2 separate regions of the Homo sapiens genome follow, and region 1 is linked to region 2. A link is a loop called in an ENCODE intact Hi-C map of the cell type or tissue named here. Cell type or tissue: endothelial cell of umbilical vein. All regions are shown on one strand. Links, peaks and the distances in the headings refer to the core of each region. The heading gives the core; the rest is flanking DNA.

Evidence for each region. A loop is a pair of places that touch in the nucleus more often than their neighbours do. Peaks named below come from ENCODE experiments on the same cell type or tissue, not always from the same donor. Only the 100,000 strongest peaks of a DNase experiment are listed, where the experiment ranks them.
Region 1: it touches region 2 in a loop (3-fold over the local background); 20 of 110 quality-filtered maps call a loop at or near these places.

The regions. Positions count from the first base shown.
Region 1 is chr17:68,350,641-68,358,061 of GRCh38, reverse strand. It overlaps ARSG (arylsulfatase G), which reads right to left. Exons shown (of 12, transcript NM_001267727.2): 5 at 6,376-6,487; 6 at 1,258-1,395. Among named protein-coding and RNA genes, the nearest start is that of ARSG, 63 kb to the right of the region's middle. RefSeq lists an enhancer at 1,255-1,314. In endothelial cell of umbilical vein, for the core only: no CTCF peak of the experiment used is centred there; DNase peaks (open chromatin) are centred at 2,781 and 3,561; H3K27ac peaks cover 1,384 bases.
Region 2 is chr17:68,298,872-68,306,292 of GRCh38, reverse strand. The region is part of intron 1 of ARSG (arylsulfatase G); the gene reads right to left. Among named protein-coding and RNA genes, the nearest start is that of ARSG, 11 kb to the right of the region's middle. In endothelial cell of umbilical vein, for the core only: no CTCF peak of the experiment used is centred there; a DNase peak (open chromatin) is centred at 3,892; H3K27ac peaks cover 2,272 bases.

The DNA.
Region 1 (7,421 bases), core at 2,191-4,690, 52 kb before region 2:
CCAGCTAATTTTTGTATTGCTTGTAGCGACAGAGTTTCACCATGTTGCCCAGCTAGTCTTGAACTCCTAGACTCAAACAATCTGCCCATCTTGGCCTCCCAAAGTGCTGGGATTATAGGCATGAGCTACCACCCCCAGCCTTTTGTTAATTAGTAGTTTCTAATATTTCAAGATCAGGAGATTTCACATAAAAGCCAGGTATCCTATCTCTGTTGTAAAATGAAAAGATGTGATATTCCAGGTTCACATTTTCACAAAGAAGCACCAAGCAGCTGGAGCTAGGTAGTAGCTGCCCCCTTCAGATGGGGCATGTGCTTACAGGTTCACTGTAGACCCCACCACTCCCTAATGCCTTACGTTCATCCTGCTTCCCTCTTTAAGGTTACCTATCTGTGCCTTCTAGATGCGGGAATTTGTAACTTCTGTCTGGTAGAATGAAGGATAGCTCCCAAAGATAAGCAGGGTCTAATTCCTGGAATCTGTGAATGTTACGGTATATGGCAAAAGAGAGTTTTCAGGTGGAATTATGTTAAGGGTCTTGAGGTAGGGGGATCACCTTGGATTCTCCTGGTGGACCCTAAACGCCATCACAAGTGCTATCGTAAGTGGGAGCCAGAGGGGAGATTTGACTGAAGATGCAAGTGAACAACAGAATTAGAGTTGAGAATGATATGGCCATAGCTCAGAAATGCCAGAAGCTGGAAAAGGCAAGGAAGGAATCCTCCCTAGAGACTCCCCAAGAAAACAGTCCTGCTGATGCCTTGATTTTAGCCCCCTAAGACTCATTTCAGACATCTGGCCTCCAGATCTGTAGCAGGGTAAGTTACTGTTGTTTTAGCTACTAAATTAGTGGTTGGTTGTTACAGCAGCAATGGAAAAGTAATACATCCTGCCAGCTAGTGAGCTCAACAAATGCCTTGAGTGCCCAGAGTGCAGTGGGCAGGCCCTACCCTTGAGGAGCTCGTACCCTAGAAGGAGAGGACAAAATGATCATGGCAGTGGAACGTGATCAAAGCAACAGAGGGATAAGCCCCAGGGACTCTAGGAACATACCTGAGGAATCTCTAATCCAGGACCGCAGATTTCCAGAAGGGGCTGTTTTCCAGCTTTACTTATAGGAGACATGTATGCATCCATCTCTGCTGAGCAGCAAAACTCTGCCATGGCCTCAAGCGTGCTGAGGCCAAGGGACATGGTGTGTGTGCACGGGTAGGTGGAGGCAGGGGGAGGCCCTGCGGAGGGAGGGAGACTCCTCACCTTGCACGCTGGATGAACTGGGTTGCTTTCTCAGCATACTTCTGGGCAAGGCTGCTCAAGTTCACCGGCTGCTCCACAATGTTGAGGTTTTCATAAAGAGGGAGGGCCACGTCAGTGTAACAGTCTCTTTGAAGGTTCCTGTGTGGAAACCACAGACCATAGAGTATTCATTTCCTACGTACTCACGGAGCAGAACTAAATGCTTTAATGCAACAATGCATATGCACATAAATACAACACTCTGGCCCCAAATGATTTTTCTGGTTGGCCATTTCCTCCAAGTGTAAAAGTCTATGCATAATGCTTTCTTCCATTCCCTTTGAATAGATATTTATGTTCCATGGACGAGCTGACCACTCTGTAAAGCTTGCAAAGACTCTCGTGAGCTAGGGACATTATTTTTTATTACTTGCATTTTGCGGGGAGAGAAACTGAGGTCTAAAGAACCTAAATGATGTCAAGCAGAGTCCCACCACCAATCAGTAGCCCCATTGCTGGCTTTCTCTGCTGTCTCACTTCAATCCCAGCCTCTGTGTATGGCGTGCAACTCAGCGTTTTCCGAAGTCAACAATTGGGACTTCATGTAATAGCAGGTCTGTCAATAGGACAGAATATATAAGATGGGCCAGGTGCAGTGGCTCATGCCTGTGATCCCAGCACTTTGGGAGACCGAGGCCAGCAGATCACTTGAGGTCAGGAGTTCGAGACCAGCCTGGCCAGCAGGGTGAAACCCTGTCTCTACTAAAAATACAAAAATTAGCTGGGCATGGCAGTGCACATCTGTAATCCCAGCTACTCAGGAGGCTGAGGCAGGAGAATCATTTGAACCCGGGAGGCGGAGGTTGCAGTGAACTGAGATCATCCCACTGCACTCTACCCTGGGTGACAGAGTGAGACTCCATCTCAAAAATAAATAAATACATAAAAAGGAATACATAAGATGGGTTGGGACAATTTTAATTTTAAGCCATGTTTGCAGAATTTGGAGAAACTTCAGCAGTTGGAAAAAAAATAAGAGTCAAACTAATAACATCTCCTGGAAAAAAAAAAAAAACAAGCTCATGGCCAGACGCCGTGGCTCACGCCTGTAATCCCAATACTTTGGGAGGCTGAGGCAGGCAGATCACCTGAGGTCAGAAGTTCAAGACCAGGCCAGGCACAGTGGCTCATGCGTGTAATCCCAGAACTTTGGGAGGCCAAGGCGGGTGGATCACCTAAGGTCAGGAGTTCAAGACCAGCCTGGCCAACATGGTGAAACCCCATCTCTACTAAAAATACAAAAATTAGCCGTGGTGCTGCACGCCTGTAGTCTCAGCTACTCAGGAGGCTGAGGCAGGAGAATTGCTTGAACCTAGGAGGCGGAGGTTGCAGTGAGCTGAGATTGCGCCATTGTACTACAGCCTGGGCGACAAGAGCAAAACTCCATCTCAAAACAAAACAACACAAGCTCAAGTTTTGGTCTTACAGATTGAAATGAATCTGACCCATAGCTGCCCATCAATGTGGCTGAGTCATGGTCTGACTCTGGTCATGATCTCTGGCAAGTTACTTAAGCTCCCAGAGTTATCTCCTTATCCGTAGCATTGGAGGGCCTGTGCCATCCTTACAGGGGTGCTGGTGGTCTAAGGGAGATAACAAATGGTTAGTGCATTGCACACATCTTCAGTGTATTAGGAATTCTGAAAAATCTCAAGCTCTCAGTCCTGGTCACCAAAGAGAACCAAGAGAGAAGCTGAGAGCAATGCAGACAGAGGTGGTAATGAATGGAGTTCTCTCAGGCAAATACGTCATCCTAATAGTGCTGGGAAGGATTTGTGAAGAAATCAAAACTTGCCATCACACCTACATGCACACACACCCCATTACAGAAATATAGGAGATATGGTCAGACTGTGTGGATAATTGTCAAAAACCACAATTTTTGTTTTGTTTTGTTTTTTTGACACAGGGTCTCACTCTGTCGCCCAGGCTGAAGTGCAGTGGCACAATCTCAGCTCATTGCAGCCTCAAACTCCCATCTTAGTCCCTGAGCAGCTGAGACTATAGGTGTGTGCCACCACACCTGGCTAATTTTTGTATTTTTTGTAAAGAACGGGTTTCACCATGTTGCCCAGGCTGGTCTCAAACTCCTGAGCTCAAGCAATCCACCCACCTCGGCCTCCCAAAGTGCTGGGATTACAGGCATCCCAAATTTTTTAAAAGAGAAAAAGAATTATCACCATGCTGGGCATTAGAACACTAATCGCATATTTATGTTGAATTTTTCAGCTTTTTATTATACCATTGCAACTCCATGAGTCATTTACATTCTTTCCTGTTTTTCTCTCTCTCCTAAGCCACCCATTATTTCTCTGTTTGATTTTTTTTTCTTTTTTTCTTTTTTTTTTTTTTTGAGACAGGATCTGGCTCTGTCACCCAGGCTGAAGTGCAGTGGCATAATCTCAGCTCACTGCAACCTCCTCCTCAAGCCATCCTCCCACCTCAGCCTCCTGTGTAGCTGGGACTACAGGCATGGGCCACCACACCCAGCTAATTTTTGTATTTTCTGTAGAGATGGGGTTTTGTTGTGTTGACCAAGCTGATCTCAAACTCCTGGGTTCACAAGGTCCACCCACCTCAGCCTCCCAAAGTGCTGGGATTACAGGAGTGACCCACTGCACCTGGCTTTCTACTGGATTTTTAACATAGATTAAAAAGAGATTTTTAACATAGATTAAAAATTAAAAAATAAAAATAAAAAAATACAGAAGGAACAGGATTGAAATAAAAAAAAAAAAAAAAAGAACAAGAAGAAGAAAAAGAAGGCCAGGTGCAGTGGCTCATGCCTGTAATCCCAGCATTTCGGGAAGCCGAGGTAGGCAGATCACTTGAGGTCAGGAGTTCAAGACCAGCTTGGCCAACACGGTGAAACCCCATCTCTACTAAAAATACAAAACTCAGCCAGGCATGGTAACACAAGCCTGTAATCCCAGCTACTCAGGTGACTGAGGCAGGAAAATCACTTGAACCTGGGAGGCGGAAATTGTAATGATCAGAGATTGTGCTACTGCACTCCAGCCTGGGCAACAGAACGAGACTCCATCCTTCCAAAAAATAAATTAATTAAAATTTTAAAATTTTAAAAAGAGATTGGCTGACATATGTCATACCTTCATATGGCCAGGTGTGATTACAGGTATGCCCAGCAGGCCACGGTGGGTAAGAAGGGCAGCAGGATGCTCTATAGCCTCGCTTTTCATGCCATAATGTGCAGAATCCCTGGGCTGGTTTTTGTTTTTGTTTTTGTTTTTTGAGACGGGATCTTACTCTGTCACCCAGGGTGAAGTGCAGTGATGCAATCATAGCTCACTGCATGCATAAGTCTTGTTAAAAAGCAGACCTGGGGGTAGGATGTGAATCTGTGCACTTCTACCAAGCATGTAAGTGATATCCACCATGCTGGTTCAATGACTATGCTATGAGTAGCAAAGATAGGAAGGGCATATGGGCTCTGGACTCAGAGAGACCTGGATTGGAATCTCCATTCCTACCTCTTTCCAGCTCCGGTGTAACCTGGGCAACATAAGCTTCCTTATCTGTAAAATCAGGTATCAGGTTGGTGCAAAAGTAATTGTGGTTTTACTTTCAACAGCAAAAACCGCAATTACTTTTGCACCAACCTAAGAAATACCTACCTCACACAGTGGTCACGTGGATTACAGATAAATATAGACAGTGCTTAGAATGTAACAATTTCTCAATAAATACCCACTATTATATTAACTATTGTTTTATAGATAGACGAGCTGAGACTCACCTTTCCCAAGTGGCTCAGACAACTGTAGCCTTAGAAATAACCACAGTGCTCTGTCCGAACAAGGGAACACGTGTTTTGTGCTGCTTTATTACCTGAGTGAGGCTTATCATCTTTTTTTTGTGATCATAAATGCATCTCAGGATACTTAGGAAATACAATGACAAAGAGGAAAATAAAGAGAAAGTGGAGAAAGAGTCACCGCTGGGTGCGGTGACTCACGCCTGAAATCCCAGCACTTTGGGAGGCCGAAGTGGGCAGATCACCTGAGGTCAGGAGTTCAAGACCAGCCTGGCCAACATGGCGAAACCCCGTCTCTTCTAAAAATACAAAAATTAGCCTGGTGTGGTAGTGGGTACCTGTAATCCTAGCTACTCAAGAGGCTGAGGCAAGAGAATCTCTTGAACCAGGGAGGCAGAGGTTGCAGTGAGCCGAGATCGCGCCACTGCGCTCTAGCCTGGGTAAGAGAGCAACACTCCATCTCAAAAAAAAAAAAAAAGAAAGAAAAAAGAAAATGAAAACCCTGAGTCCCACGACCAGAGAGATTCCTTGATAACATTATGGCATATCTCCTTTGAGTCTCCGTTGATAGGACTACAAAGATAGGGTTACAGAGCTCATTAGGATCTTACCGTTGATGACTTGCTTCCTGCTTTTTTTTTTTTTTCACTTACTATTATATCATAAGCATTTTCCCATTTCATTAAATGTTTTTTCAAAACATCCTATTTGGTGCCTGTTTGGCATTCCAACATCAGAATGCTGGCTTAGTTGTCCATGCGGGGAGAAGCTCAAAAGGAATCCTGTTCTCTCTCTCTCTGTCTCTGTCTCTCTCTCTCTCTCTCTCTGTCTCTCTCTCTCTCTCTCTCCTCTGTCTCTCTCTCTCTCTCTCCTCTGTCTCTCTCTCTCTCTCTCTCTCTCTCCTCTGTCTCTCTCTCTCTCTCTCTCCTCTGTCTCTCTCCTCTGCTCTCTCCCTCCCTCCCTCCTTATGTCCAGTGTCTGGGCTAGAAGCAAAGACAGCAGGCAGAGGAGGAGGGAGGCCCCACATGTGTGAGACCCTAGCAGCACAAGCCTCTCCCTAGCTGAGCTCAATAGTCTGAGGAACCTGTAAAAATTTCAATAGAAGAATTTTGTGGACCTCATCGTTGAAAGGTTTCTTGCACTCCCTGCAAATAACACATTTAAATTTGCACAGAATGTACCGTGTATCTTATTTGCCGTCTTAACTGTTTCCTGTCTGCATCTTTAATTTATTGCTGATGGACCACAGTCTTGGAACTTTGCCTTGTCCTGGAGCCTATCGCAAATGTGTCAGACAGCATTACCTTGATGGTCCATCACCCTGTGGACACGCTGGACAAGGAGGGTGGTTGTAGCCTGGAGTATCAGTACAGCCCATATCATGGCTATATGGGATTCCAAAGTAGTAATCAAAACCTGGAATAGAAGCAACCGGTTAGCACCCCCACGTGGCTGCGACTCCATGTGCTTGCCTTTGTACACCCACGACAAAAATGTAATTTCCTATGATTTAATACTGCAGTGCTATAGAGTATGTAATTATAAGAGGATTTGATTAATATCCCTTTGTAGTATGCATAGAAAATCACTTTGCTGGGTTCTGGCTGTTAGATTAGATTTGCAAAACATCTTGTGATTAGAATTAACCCAGTTTGGGAGGAAGTGGAGAGAATTATTGAATGCCTAACATCTTCAACGAAATTATGGACATACTCAGTATTTGGTGAAAACCTACTATATACATGACACTTTAAGGGATAAAAAAAAAACAGTTGTTCTTAGCTGCCACAACCACAGAGAAAAAAAAAATTATAAAAAATTTTTTAGAAAGAATAAATTCTGCCTTCAAGAGACTTTTCATGTGAGGAGAAAATAAGATATAAAGATTAAGAAATAAGAGATGAATAGGTGAGCCAACAAGAGTGATCACAGGAAGTTACCCCCGATAGAGATGGTGGGATGGGGATGGGGCAGGAATCTCAAAATGCGCCTTGAAAGATACTGCCTTTCAGCTGGGACTCAAAAGGCTGACAGAATTTGGGCTTGGAGTGGTGGAGTGAAGGTGAGGGATGGAAGGGTGTGAGCATTGAAACCCAAAGCCTTTGTGTTGAAGTTTTCTTCTGAGTTCCTCCTTCCTTCTATCTCTTCTCCAGCCCAAGCTTTATTTATGTATTTATTTATTTTATTTTATTTTATTTTATTTTTTGAGACGGAGTCTCGCTCTGTCACCCAGGCTGGAGTGCAGTGGGGAAATCTCGGCTCAATGCAAGCTCCGCCTCCCAGGTTCATGCCATTCTCCTGCCTCAGCCTCCTGAGTAGCTGGGACTACAGGCACGTGCCACCACGCCCG
Region 2 (7,421 bases), core at 2,844-5,343:
CGGTGGTTCACACCTGTAATCCCAGCACTTTGGGAGGTCAAGGCGGGCGGATCACCTGAGGTTGGGAGTTTGAGACCAGCCTGACCAACATGGAGAAACCCCAGTTCTACTAAAAATACAAAATGAGCCGGGCATGGTGGCGTATGCCTGCAATCCCAGCTACTTGGGAGGCTGAGGCAAGAGAATCGCTTGAACCCAGGAGGCAGAGATTGCGGCGAGCTGAGATCGCACCACTGCACTCCAGCCTGGGCAACAAGAACAAAACTCCATCTCAAAAAAAAAAAGAAGAAAAAGAAAAAAGAAATTCTCATGCCTCAGCCTCCTAGTAGCTGGGATTACAGGTGCCCACCAACACACCCCAGCTAATTTTTGTATTTTTGGTAGAAACGGGGTTTCACCATGTTGGCCAGGCTGGTCTCGAACTCCTGACCTCTCAAGTGATCTGCCCGCCTTGGCCTCCTTAAGTGCTGGGATTACAGGTGTGAGCCACCACACCCAGGCCCAGCCAAAATTCTTGACAGAAGTTAATCTGGGGGAAAAGGAAATGGTTTTAAAAAGTTAATAATAGAATCTAGGTAGCAGATATATGGGTGCTTACTAAAGAACTCTTTTAATTTTGCTGTATGTTTGTAATTTTCATAATAAAATGTTAGAAAAAATTTCAAAAAATTTTTTTCATGGAAATGTGTCCCTTTGCATCCTAGCCATGTAATTTTAATAAGAAAATCTAAAGACATGTTCAACCAGTGGTGCATCTTACACATGGAGGTACATATGAATCTGCTGTGGATTTTATGTTGATTAAACCGCAGATTCAGTAGGTAAGGCTGGGCCTGGGATCTGTATTTCTAACAAGCCCATGTGAGGCCTGTACTGCTCGTCTTTGGATCACACTTTAAGCAGCAAAGTTGCTGGAAAACAAAAACATCATGAGGCTAGTGCAAGAAGAAAAAGGAAACTGCTTAATCTAACTGATGACTCAACTTCAGTGGACAAATAAAAACGACAAATCAGACTTGAGTTTTGAAAGACGGGAATTGAAGGTTATACTTTAAGCTGCAGGTTGCAAATGGAGCCAAGGATAAAACTAGATTAGCTCTAGTTCACTTAAAAGCCCTAAATTTGCAAGTTTATTTTATTTATGTATTTATTTTTAAAGAGACAGATCCCAGCTCACTGCAATCTCAAACTCCTGGGTTCAAACGATCCTTCTGCCTCAGCCTCCCGGGTAGCTAGAATTACAAGTGTATGCCACCACGCCCAGCTAATTTTTTTACTTTTTGTACAGACTGGATCTCACTATATTGCCCAGGCCAGTCTGGAACTCCTGGGTTCAAGTGATCCTCCCACCTCAACCTCTCAAAGTGCTGGGATTACATGCATGAGTCACCACATCCAGCCAATTTGCAAGTTTAATAAGGAGGAACAGAGTTGAAATTGTGGACCAAACAAAAATTTCAGTTGGCTGGGCATTGTGGTTCATTCCTGTAATCCCAACACTTTGGGAGGCCGAGGCGGAAGGATTACTTGAGGCTAGCGGTTCAAGATCAGCCTGTCCAACATAGTGAGACCTTATCTGTATTTTTTAAATCTAAAATTAACAACAACAACAACAAAGCTTCAGTTGAACATCCAGTGTATGGAGCAGATTAAAGGAGAACCACTGTGTAAAAAAGATAGGCCTGGGATTATGACAGACACTTTTTCCAGTTGTACATCCTTGCAAGCCAACCCAATTGATCAATCCACATGGATGGGGGTGGTTAGAGGTATGTAAATTTTGGAAGACCGGGATAAAAACCAAAAGAATGGGCAAATATGTACTTAATCAAACTAAAAGGAAATCCAAGTAAACAGTCATGTCATCTGGAGGCCAATGAATCAATTGTTCAGAAATGCAAATTCTTCTGTTTCCCAAAAGGAGATGTATTATCTCAAACTCAATTAGACTCAACTGGTATTTGTTGATCTTAAGACTCCAAAGGCATCTCCCTTTTCAGGAGAAAGAGCCTCAGCACAAGGAGGGTGGTTAACAAACACCTGTGGACCTGCTGCTTGATTCCGAGATCATTCTACTGGCTTCTGACCATGTGCAACAGACACAGGAGACTTTTCCTCTTAAAGCTTCTTAGCTTGGAACACTAGAGTGGCCTCATGCCTGGTCAATAATCCATTTCAGAATGGATCCCATGTACAAGACTTCAGGGAAAAAAAATTCACTTAAGAAAGAAGCTAAAATTTAGGTGGGAATATAAATAAACAGATTGTGTTTCTTCAGTGTTCCATGATGAAACATTCCATTGAGGATTTTCAAAGAGAATCATTACTTAAAATGTTCATAGAATGGAAATAAGCGAATCTAGCCAGCAGACCACTGCATTATTCTTCACACCCACACCTCCAGGGAAACATTTAATCCTTTCCCCATTTTTGTTAACTAAATGGAAAAGGCAGACCAGACACTCAAAGAATGGATGCCCAGGTACAGACTTTGATTAAGATCTAAGCTCAAACGTTGAGCTCAAGTGCTATAAGGAAAATGGGGCTGGGTGCGGTGGCTCATGCCTGTAATCTCAGCACTTTGGGAAGCCAAGGCAGGCAGATCACCTGAGGTCAGGAGTTCAAGACCAGCCTGGTCAACATGGTGAAGCCCCATCTCTACTAAAAATACAAAAAATTAGCCAGGCATAGTGGCGTGCACCTGTAGTCCCAGCTGCTTGGGAGGCTGAGGCAGGAGAATCGCTTGAACCTGGGAGGCGGGGGTTGCAGTGAGCTGAGATTGCGCCACTGCACTCCAACCTGGGTGACAGAGTGAGACTCCATCTCAAAAAATAAAACGAAACAAAAATATAAGGAAAATGGTTCCATAGCCAGACTCAGTGGCTCATGCCTGTAATCCCAGCACTTTGGGAGGCAAGGTGGGAGGACTGCTTGAGCCTGAGAGTTGGAGACCAGCCTGGGCAAGATGGCGAGACCTGATCTCTACAAAAAAATTAAAAAATTAGCCACGCATGGTGGTGTACATCTACAATCCCAGATACTTGGGAAACTGAGGTGGAAGGACCACTGGAGCCCAGGAGTTCAAGGCTGTGGCGAGCTATGATGGTGCCACTGTACTCCAGCCTGGGCAACAGAGCAAGATCCTGTCTCTGAAAACAATACCTCCAAACATACAGCTATATAAGCCAAGCATTTGATTGCATCTAGCCCCTAGAACAAAGGAAGAAAAGAAAATGGCCTTACTTGCTACCCTCAGATCTTATCTGATGTTATTTTGCCAGCTTTTTCTTTCTCCATCACTCTCAGAAAGGAGAGTAGACACAGGGAAGGAGCACTCCTGGCTATAAAGAAAGGCAGAGTCTTTGGCAAATACAGCATTCACCCCTCCTTCCACTGGGGCAGAAGGTACTCGGCCACGTCAGTCAACAAATCCCACAACGAAGGCCCATCTGCTCCATCAGAGCACAACTGACTGTGAAAGATCCTTGTTGAGCACAAGCATAAACAATTTCCCATGTCTCATGCTCCCCAAGCAGGAGCAGAGTGAACTTTAGTTGACAATCAGCTTTACCCATGATTCCTATTCTTCTCCACGACCCCCATTTTAAAGCAGGGCTGCTAAGTGTGCTCAAGTTTGACCTCCCTTCAGTTTCCAGGCTTGCTTAGGGGTAAAGGTACTGATAAACAGCCAAATGACCCACAGGCAGGCTGTGGGCCAGAAGCACTGAGAAGCGAATGGAATGCAGCAACCTGAAGATCTGCTGAGCAGTGTCTGAAAACACAGAGCTGAAGTCCTTGGGCTTCCTGAGCCACTCACTTCATCACCTGACCCTCGTTTCCCATGGGCCTCCCTGTGGCCAAGCATCCTCCTAGAGAACCTTGAAAACAGCTGAAATAACAAGAAGGTCGGGCAGACCTTTCTGGCAGAGGGTTCTGTTGGTTTTCCAGAGACAAAAGCATCTGATGAGCCGAGGCCAAAAAAGACAAAAGAGCAGGGGGGAGCAGGTCTCTGGGATGTGGACTGCTGTTGTTTTACTCCCCAGATCAGAACATGGTCTGTGTGCTGGCTGGCGGCCACGAGCCATCAGGGGCTGTCAGAAGGGGCCTTGGGCATCAGCTGCTCACGTGTTGTCGGAAGCAACTCCCCAACGCATTCTGTCATCTGTCCACCAAATTTGTACTGACTGACAGATTTTAAACCAGGCATAGTGCATACAGCCGTAAATGAAACAGACAAAAGTCCCTGCCCTCACACCACTTACTTTTTTGACAGTGAGGGGAGAAATGAAATCAATAAAATGTAAATAGCGTGAAGAACATCAAAGAAGGAGCTCAGGCATGGGATGGAGGCTGCAAAGTTAAAGGGGGTGGTCTGGGACAATCTCATCGAGAAAACACAATTTGGATAAGGATCTGTGTGAGGTCAGGGAGGAAGCTACGCAGCCATCAGGAAGCCAAGCAGGAAAGGCAGAGAAACTGGGAAAGGCTGAGGTCTGGCACAAGCAAGGAGCGGCAAAGAAGCCACTGCAGAAGCAATGGAGAAAGGAAGGGCAGGGATTAGAGTCAGAGAGGAAAGAAAGGCTTTTGCTGCGAGAGATGGGAAGCCAGAGGGATTCAGCAAGAGCAGCAGGCTCTGGTTTACATTGTAACAGAATCCCTGCCCTGTTGAGAATACACAAATGCCCCGCAGGGCAGCAGATGAAAGAAGCAGCTGAGTTAGGAGTCTCTTGCATGGGTCCAGGTGAGTCCAGGTGAGAGACAGTGCTAGAGCGAGACAAGCAAAATGCCTAGGGCACAAAACGTCAGGAGGTGGCCCTTCTGCTCGGGTAGCCACCCTGTACTCGCACCACCTGGGCAGTGAGCACTTCCTTACATGTTGCCTCACCCTAGTCCATCCAGGTGAAAAGGAAAACCCAGTTACCACGATAGCCAGGACAAAGGGTTATTTATTATCTACATGTAATAAACATCCTTGTGTCCCAGGCTTTTGCCCATAGACCCCAATATGTAATTTTGAGGCTAGCCCAACTTGGAAAGACTGCTTTCTTAGAGTGTAGGGGCCAAGATGTAGTAGTCTAAGCTCAACAGAAGATGCACAAGACATCTTTGAATGCCTCTATCCAGCCTGGGAGAGCAATTTCACTTACGTAATTAAAATGCTTTTTTTTTTTTTTTGAGACGGAGTCTCACTCTGTCACCCAGGCTGGAGTGCAGTGGTGCGATCTCGGCTCACTGCAAGCTCCGCCTTCCAGGTTCACACCATTCTCCTGCCTCAGCCTCCCGAGTAGCTGGGACTACAGGCGCCCGCCACCACGCCCGGCTAATTTTTTGTATTTTTAGTAGAGACGGGGTTTCACCATGTTAGCCAGGATGGTCTCGATCTCCTGACTTCGTGATCTACCCACCTTGGCCTCCCAAAGTGGCTTTTTTTTTTTTTAAAGCTTGGAGACCTCACACCAGACACTGTTTCGGGCAATATCATTTCTGTGAACCCAACGATGCCAGGAAACCCATCCACAGGGGGCATATGACATCCTGCCTAGTTTTAGGCTCGAACCACCTGTTGAGACTGTCACAGAAGAAAGCCATGTTGCAGGAGCCAGTTTGAGAGAGCCTAGGTGGCATCACGCCATGCATCTAAAAACCCAGTAGCCCTGCGGAAATTATATCTGTGTCCTCGCTCACAGATCAGAGAGAGGAGATGGACCTCTGAATAACGTCTTTCCTCTAAAAGTCTATCCTCCACTTGAGAAGAAAAATCCTGAGGGGTATGATCAAGAAGAAAGCTCCAGGTCAATGTCTGAAATTCGCTCACTGGAAGCCTGTTTGCCACATTTTTAAGAACCTTTTACAAAGCTGTATTTACTTATCACTTATTAAACATTTTATTATGGAAGTTGTCAAACACACAAAAGTTGAGAAACTCACATGTACTTACCCAACATTTCAATTCAACAATTATCAACACATGGTCAGGCTGGCTCTCTCCTTCAATTTCCCTTAGCCTCCCTCTCCACATATGCTGGATTATTTTGAAATAAGCCCCAGGCCAGGCGTGGTGGGCCACACGTGTAATCCCAGCGCTTTGGGAGGCTGAGGCAGGAGGATCACCTGCGGCCAGGGGTTAGAGGCCAGCCTTGGCAACAAAGCGAGACCCCATCTCTCTGCAACAACAACAACAACAAAATAACTGGATATGGTGGCATGTGCCTGTAGTCCCAGCTGCTAGGGAGGCTGAAGTGGGAAGATGGCTGGAGCTCAGGAGTTCAAGGCTGCAAGTGAGCTGTGATCATGTCACTGCACTCCAGCCTGGGCAACAGAGCAAGACCCTGTCTCTTAAAAAAAAAAAAAAAAAGCAATACCAAATATCATATAATTTTATCCAGAAGTATTTTGGTACAATTCTCTAAAAGTTAATTCTTACTATATAACTACAATTCCATAACACCCTCCTTTTAAAAATTAACAATTGGTTAGTATCATCAAAAATCCAATCAGAGTTCAAATGTCCTCCATTATCTCATCAGTATTTTTTTAACAGTTGGTTTGTTCTAATCAGTATCCAGACAAGGTTCACAACACACTGCACTTGGTTCACGTGTCTCTTTTCTTTTCATTTATGGCTCCCCTCTTCCTTTCTCTGCATAGATTTGTAAATAAATTACGGTGTTTGCCCTGTAACATTTCTCAAATTTTGGATTTAGCTGATTGTATCCTCTATTGAAATGTTCCCTGGACCCGTTTTCCTGGTAAACTGGCTTGTAGATCTAGGATGAGATCCGATCCAGGTTCGATTTTTTTTTTGGCAGGCCCACCTTATGCATCATATCTTTCCCCTTGTCATGTTCAGCCTGATCAGTGGTTTACGTGTCAACGTTCCATTTTTTCAGCTAGGCGCGGTGGCTCATGCCTGTAATCCCAGCACTTTGGGAGGCCGAGGTGGGCAGATCACCTGACGTCAGGAGTTCGAGACCAGCCTGGTCAACATGGTGAAACCCCATCTCTACTAAAAATATAAAAATTAGCCGGGCGTGGTGGTGGGCGCCTGTAATCCTGGCTACTCAGGAGGCTGAGGCAGGAGAATTGCTTGAACCCAGGAGACGGAGGTTGCAGTGAGCCAACACAGTGCCACTGCACTCCAGCCTGGGCAACAGAGTGAGACTCTGTCTCAAAAAAAAAAAAAAAAAAAAAAGTTCAATTTTTTTCCCTTTGTCATTTTTGCATGAGAATAGGAAACTTTCTCTTAAGAAAAACAGTGCTTTGTACTATCTTTTCTATTTTTGTAGATTTATCCTTGCCCTGGATCCATTCTACTTTCTCAATGAAATATGTTTTTATAAACTAAAAGTTTGTGTGCCCCCAAAATTTGTATGTTGAAGCCCTAACTCTCAGTGTGATGATATTTGAAGATAGGCCTTTGG